2 separate regions of the Homo sapiens genome follow, and region 1 is linked to region 2. The links are chromatin contacts, found by Hi-C or POLR2A ChIA-PET in ENCODE. All regions are on one chromosome and are shown on one strand. Each heading gives the region's core, a stretch centred on a gene start or an enhancer-like site at or near the end of the contact. The rest is flanking DNA. Distances are from core to core; before and after follow the strand shown.

The links. Hi-C counts contacts between places; a loop is a spot of excess contacts on that map. ChIA-PET counts read pairs that join two places held with the same protein, here RNA polymerase II (POLR2A).
Region 1: a loop to region 2 is called in a map of CD8-positive, alpha-beta T cell, with 16 times the contacts of the local background. The contact joins the promoter of LENG9 here to the promoter of PPP1R15A in region 2. A Hi-C loop is called at or near these places in 1 of 168 maps with a recorded cell type or tissue (CD8-positive, alpha-beta T cell). POLR2A ChIA-PET finds 5 or more read pairs at or near these places in 1 of 52 experiments (H1).

What each region holds. Positions count from the first base shown.
Region 1 is chr19:54,462,439-54,465,687 of GRCh38, forward strand. LENG9 (leukocyte receptor cluster member 9) reads right to left here and starts at 1,340. Exons shown (of 1, transcript NM_001301782.2): 1 at 1-1,340. The coding sequence starts at 1,088. It overlaps CDC42EP5 (CDC42 effector protein 5), which reads right to left. Exons shown (of 3, transcript NM_145057.4): 3 at 2,588-3,109. The coding sequence starts at 3,109. The coding sequence ends at 2,663.
Region 2 is chr19:48,870,748-48,874,160 of GRCh38, forward strand. PPP1R15A (protein phosphatase 1 regulatory subunit 15A) reads left to right here and starts at 1,674. Exons shown (of 3, transcript NM_014330.5): 1 at 1,674-1,904; 2 at 2,478-3,413. The coding sequence starts at 2,487. RefSeq lists enhancers at 619-1,231, 1,232-1,843, 1,502-1,561, 1,672-1,781, 2,442-2,531 and 3 more and cis regulatory regions at 1,321-1,894, 2,081-2,581, 2,741-3,241.

The sequences.
Region 1 (3,249 bases), core at 90-2,589, 5.6 Mb after region 2:
GCCCGTCTCAGAGCTCCAATGGCAGCGGCCTCCTCCCCAGCGCCTGCCAGTCGCAGCAGGGCCAGGGTCAGGTGTAGGTTCTGAGAGGGCACTAGGAAGTTGGCGCAGTGTGGGGCCACGTGGACCAGGTATTCCTGGGCCTTGGTCACTTCTGCTTGTAGCCCAGGCTCGGTCACCATGAGGGCCACAAAATGTGTGGGGCGCGGTTGGCAAGGGGCTGCAACACTAAGGCGGGCCCTTTTGTCCTCGGGCCAGGCCGCAGGACCCCACTCGGCTTCTGTCGTCTCAGCGGAGCCCCCCGGGACTCCCAGGGCCTGTGCTTCCTTGCCCCCCAGCAATGTGGTCCTGGTGGCTGCTGTTGGCTTCAGTGCCTCAGTCACTCCGGCGAGGCGTCCTCTTGGGGCCAGTGTTCCCAAATCAGCAGCTGTGCCCAGCGCCCTCTCCTGGGCCGCCTCCAGCTCTCCGGGTTCCTCCACGCCTGGTTCCTGGTGCCCTGTGCAGAGCGGCCTTGTGCTCCCTCGCTTGGGGGCAGCCTGGGCCTCCTGACCTGTCCCCGCCAGTGTCCACTCGGCACCCTCTGCCCCGTGGGCGCCCTCGGTGTTCGGTGCGTCCAGGATGGTGGGCCCGCGTCCCGCCGCCGAGCCAGAGCCAAAGACGAGGTCGGTGCGCGAGGCGCGGTCCCACACAAGGCGGCCACGGAAGCGGAAGAAGCGCACGCGGTGCTGGGGCACTGCCAGCACGCCCGGCCCGAGCGCCGCCAGCGGCTGGTCCCAGCAAAAGGCGCTGAAGGGCTCCTCGCGCACACCCAGAAAGCGGTCGACGTAGCCCACCGAGAAGTCGGCGGGGTCGAGGCGCGGGTCCCAGCGGATGCGCTGGATGACGTCCGCGGCTGTGCGCAGCGGCGGCTTCTTGGCCCCGGCCTCCGGCTGCGCCTCGCGGCCAGGCGGCGCCGGCGCCCCAGGGTGGGGCTGGCGGCAGCGGGCGCCGAAGCGGCAGCGGCCTTCCAGGAAGAAGCGGCAGGCCGGCGGGGGCGCGGGTTCCGTGGCGGGGGCTTCCTGCGGCAACTCCGGCTCTCTGGCCGCTGCCATGGGTGCGGGGAACTGGCACGCCCGCCGCGCAGACGAGGTCGCCCCGCACGGAGGGCGGCTCCCCTTGGATGCACCGAGCCTCACCCGACAGTGGCGTCAGCGGCCCGCGCTCCGGCCTAGCTCTGGGGACCACGCCGCGTGCCCTCGCGAGGACTCTGGCCCAGTCCCTCCTTGGTGGAGAGCCTGACACCGCTGCTCTGGGACTTCCCGGCTGCGCCCTCCCCCAGCGCCAGGAAAGCAAGCTGCGTAAAGGCTGCGGCAGTCTCGGTCTCCCGGAGCTCTTGGGAGCCTGGCCCCGCCCCTTTCCCGGTGATTGATGTGTGCTGCCTCTTTCTGGGTGATTTACATGTAATGCCCCGCCCCTTTCGGGATGATTACGTGTGCCTCGACCTTTAGGTGATTTACATGTAGTGCCCCGCCCCGTTCCCGGTGATTTACATGTGGTGCCCCGCCCCTTTCCTGGTGATTTACGAGTGCCCCACCCCTTTTAGGTGATTTTTTTTTTTTTTTATGTGTGCCTCTCCCCTTCCCAAGTGATTTACATATGTTCCCCGCTCCTTTCAGGGTAATTTACATGTAATGCCCCGCCCCTTTCCGGGTGATTTACGAGTGCCTCTCCCCTTCTCAAGTGATTTACATGTGTCCCGCCCCGTTCCGGGTGATTTACATGCGTGCCCTGGCCCTTTCCCAGTGATACTTTTGTGCTGCCTCTTTCCGGGTGATTTACGTGTGTGCCTCTCCCCAAGTGATTTACATGTGTGCCCTGTCCGTTTTAAGGTGATTTACATGTGGTGCCCCGCCCCTTTCCGGGTGATTTACCTGTGTCCCATCCCTTTCCCGGTGATTTACATGTGGTGCCCCGCCCCTTTCCCGGTGATACCTGTGTGCCCCGCCCATGAGGGGACGTCTTTAAAGAACCTGGACCCGCCCTCAGTCCAAGTGATTTACATTTGCGGCCCCGCCCCTCTGGGAAACTTACGAGAACCTGGCCCCTCAGTCCAAATCATTTGCATGTTCGGCCCCATCCCTCGGGGGCCTTAAAGAACCAAGATGCCTGCGGACCCTTCCCCCACGGAGACCAGGCCCCTACTGCTCTAAAAGTGTTCTCAGACACTTCCCTCTGCAGCCGCTCCCAGAGTAAACGGCGGCTCCGCCGGGTCGGAGTCCACCTGAGGCGTTCAGGGCCAGAAAGACTCCTGGGGCTGCAGCACTCTGCAGCCCCGCCTCGGCTGGCCCCGCGGTGGCTGAGTCTGGCCCGGCCCCAGGACCACGTCCGGCCGGCGGTGGCGCACAGTATTTGACGAATGGGACTGCGGGAGCCGCCGCCTCTGCAAGGGGCACCGCCTGGCCACGCCCTCGGGCTCTCTTAAAGGAGCCGCACCCCCACCCCAGGGCAATCATCGGACCCGGACCAGGCCTCCGGGTGACACATCCGGCTCTCAGAGGCGCCAGGACCCTATCATTCATCCCTTTCCACGTGCAAAGTGAAAAGTCAGAGCCCGGGCACACACCTTGGCCGTTTATGTATACAGAAGTGGGGTGCCGGGCGGGAAGGGCGCGGGGAATGAGGGAACCTAGAGGCCGATGACGTCGTTCAGCTCGAGGTCCGCGTTGGGGCGGCAGCGGGCCTGGGGGGGCTGCGTCCCGGGGCGGGGTTCCGCGTCGGGCTTGGCGGCAGCCGCCTCCGGGCGCGCCGCGTCCATGACGCCCAGCACCGCGTCCAGCATGGAGGGCCCCAGATCCAGGTGGAAGGACAGCAGCGGGTCGGCAGGCGAGGGCGCTGCGGACTGCGGGACGGCGGGCGGCGGCGGGGAGCGCGGGGCCCCCGCGGGGGGCGCCCGGGGCTCGGGGGGCGGCCCGCCGCCGTGGCGGCTCAGGAACGAGGTGTCCCCGAAGGCGTCGCCGCCGCGCCCCACGTGCAGCGTGTGCCGGAAGTCGCCGAGCGGCGCGGAGATGGACAGGGCGCCGCGATCAGGCCGCTTCTTGGGCTGCGCGGGGCCCAGCTGCTTCAGCACGGGCATCTGCGAGGGGCACGGGAGGGTCAGCGCGGCCCCAGCCCGGGGCTCGCAGCCACGCGACTGCTCAAAGGACGATGGGGGACGGTTCCCGTTTTTTGTTTTTTGATTTTTGTTTTTGAGACGGAGTCTCGCCCATGCTGGAG
Region 2 (3,413 bases), core at 424-2,923:
GAGGCCGAGGCGGGTGGATCACAAGGTCAGGAGATCGAGACCATCCTGGTTAACACGGTGAAAAACCCCGTCTCTACTAAGAATACAAAAAAAATTAGCCGGGCGTGGTGGTGGGCACCTGTAGTCCCAGCTACTAGGGAGGCTGAGGCAGGAGAATGGCGAGAACCAGGGAGGAGGAGCTTGCAGTGAGCCAAGATCGTGCCACTGCACTCCAGCCTGGGCGACAGAGCAAGACTCCGTCTCAAAAAAAAAAAAAAAAAAAAAGACCTGCCTGGTCAACATGGCGAAACACTGTCTCTACTAAAAATACAAAAATTACCCAGGCATTGTGGCACATGCCTGTAATCCCAGCTACTCCAGAGGCTCAGGCAGGAGAATCGCTGGAACCCAGGAGGTGGAGGTTGCAGTGAACCGAGATGGCGCCACTGAACTCCAGCCTGGGCGACAGAGTGAGACGCCTACTCAAAAAATAAATAGGCTGGGTGCAGTAGCTCACGCCTATAATCCTAACACTTTGGGAAGCCGAGGCAGGCAGACTGCCTGAGCTCAGGAGTTCGAGAACAGCCTGGGCAACATGGCGAAACACTGTCTCTACTAAAAATACAAAAAATTAGCTGAGTGTGGTAGTGCGTGCCTGTAATCCCAGCTACTCGGAGGCTGAAGAGGGAGAATCGCTTGAACCCGGAAGATGGAGGTTGCAGTGAGCCGAGATCACGCCATTGCACTCCAGCCTCGGTGACAGAGCGAGACTCCATCTCAAAAAAAAATAAAAAAATAAAAAATAACAAATAAATAAATAGGCCTGGAGTGGTGGCTCACGCCTGCAATCCCAGCACTTTGGGAGGCCAAGGCAGGCAGAACACCTGAGGTCAGGAGTTCGAGACCAGCCTAGCAAACATGGTGAAATCCCGTCTCAGAAAAATAAATAATGAATAAATAAATAAATAAATAGGCCGGGCGCGGTGACTCACGCCTGTAATCCCAGCACTTTGGGAGGCCAAGGCGGGAGGATCCCCTGACGTCGGGAGTTCCAGACCAGCCTGACCAACATGGAGAAACTACGTCTCTACTAAACAAATACAAAATTAGCCGGGCGTGGCGGCACATGCCTGCAATCCCAGCACTTTGGGAGGCCAAGGCGGGAGGATCCCCTGACGTCGGGAGTTCCAGACCAGCCTGACCAACATGGAGAAACTACGTCTCTACTAAACAAATACAAAATTAGCCGGGCGTGGCGGCACATGCCTGCAATCCCAGATACTCGGGATGCTGAGGCAGGAGAATCGCTTGAACCCCGAAGGCGGAGGTTGCGGTGAGCCGAGATCGCCCCTTTGCATTCCAGCCTGAGCAACAAGAGCAAAACTCCGCCTCAAAATAACTAACTAAATAAATAAATAAATTGGGGTGGGAAGGCATTGACCCTGAGCTGAGAGAGAACTGGCTCGCTGTTGAAGCAGGGCCACGCATTTGATTGACAGTTCGTTTGTTGGAGGGGCGTGGTCACGCTCGGAAACTCCGCCGTGACGTTGCAAAAGCTGGAATCTCCGCGAGAAGTCCTGTCTTACTTCCACTTCCCACCCTTCGGGTTGCGGTCTCGAAACCCCGCCTCTCTTCGTGACGTCAGCACGCCGGGCGCGGTAGGCTATAAAAGCCTAGTGGCCATTGTGTTCGTTGCTCTTATCGGTTCCCATCCCAGTTGTTGATCTTATGCAAGACGCTGCACGACCCCGCGCCCGCTTGTCGCCACGGCACTTGAGGCAGCCGGAGATACTCTGAGTTACTCGGAGCCCGACGCCTGAGGGTGAGATGAACGCGCTGGCCTCCCTAACCGTCCGGACCTGTGATCGCTTCTGGCAGACCGAACCGGCGCTCCTGCCCCCGGGGTGACGCGCAGCTCCCAGCCGGTGAGTAAGGGGTCGGAACGCCTGGGTCCCCACGGGGCTGGGGGCCCGGATTTAGAAAGGAGAAGGGGTTGGGAGCCTGGAGTCCTGAGCCTGAGGGAGGAGGGATCTGGAAGCCAGATTCTTGGGTCCCCCGTGAAGGAATCATCTGCCAAGTAGGGGGTCGGGTCAGAATGTTTCAGTCTGCGAGGGAGGAGGGTGTGAGGGTTTGATTTGTCAATCTTCAGCAGAATGAGAGAGCTAGGGACTATGACTTTGTCGCCAAGGGAAGCAAGTAAAGACTTTTGTTCTTGGTTCTTGGGACTGGGAGTTCTGCGTCTGAAGAAAGAGAGGGCTGGGGGCTTGGACCCTTGGATCTAAGGCAGAACTAGGGGCTCAGACTCCTGGCTATTGAGAGATAAGAACAGAGCCAAGGGACAGAGATGGGCGTGGCCGAGATCAGAAAGGAATTTGGGACTCTCGCGTTGCTATTTACAATAGTTGTGTTACTATTTCCGTTGCTATGACTCATAGTCACGCCCGGATGCCATCCTCTAAATGGCCCCTAAACTTTATTTTTTTCTCCCCCTTTTCCAGCCCAGACACATGGCCCCAGGCCAAGCACCCCATCAGGCTACCCCGTGGAGGGATGCCCACCCTTTCTTCCTCCTGTCCCCAGTGATGGGCCTCCTCAGCCGCGCCTGGAGCCGCCTGAGGGGCCTGGGACCTCTAGAGCCCTGGCTGGTGGAAGCAGTAAAAGGAGCAGCTCTGGTAGAAGCTGGCCTGGAGGGAGAAGCTAGGACTCCTCTGGCAATCCCCCATACCCCTTGGGGCAGACGCCCTGAAGAGGAGGCTGAAGACAGTGGAGGCCCTGGAGAGGACAGAGAAACACTGGGGCTGAAAACCAGCAGTTCCCTTCCTGAAGCCTGGGGACTTTTGGATGATGATGATGGCATGTATGGTGAGCGAGAGGCAACCAGTGTCCCTAGAGGGCAGGGAAGTCAATTTGCAGATGGCCAGCGTGCTCCCCTGTCTCCCAGCCTTCTGATAAGGACACTGCAAGGTTCTGATAAGAACCCAGGGGAGGAGAAAGCCGAGGAAGAGGGAGTTGCTGAAGAGGAGGGAGTTAACAAGTTCTCTTATCCACCATCACACCGGGAGTGTTGTCCAGCCGTGGAGGAGGAGGACGATGAAGAAGCTGTAAAGAAAGAAGCTCACAGAACCTCTACTTCTGCCTTGTCTCCAGGATCCAAGCCCAGCACTTGGGTGTCTTGCCCAGGGGAGGAAGAGAATCAAGCCACGGAGGATAAAAGAACAGAAAGAAGTAAAGGAGCCAGGAAGACCTCCGTGTCCCCCCGATCTTCAGGCTCCGACCCCAGGTCCTGGGAGTATCGTTCAGGAGAGGCGTCCGAGGAGAAGGAGGAAAAGGCACACAAAGAAACTGGGAAAGGAGAAGCTGCCCCAGGGCCGCAATCCTCAGCCCCAGCCCAGAGGCCCCAGCTCAAGTCCTGGTGGTGCCAACCCAGTGATGAA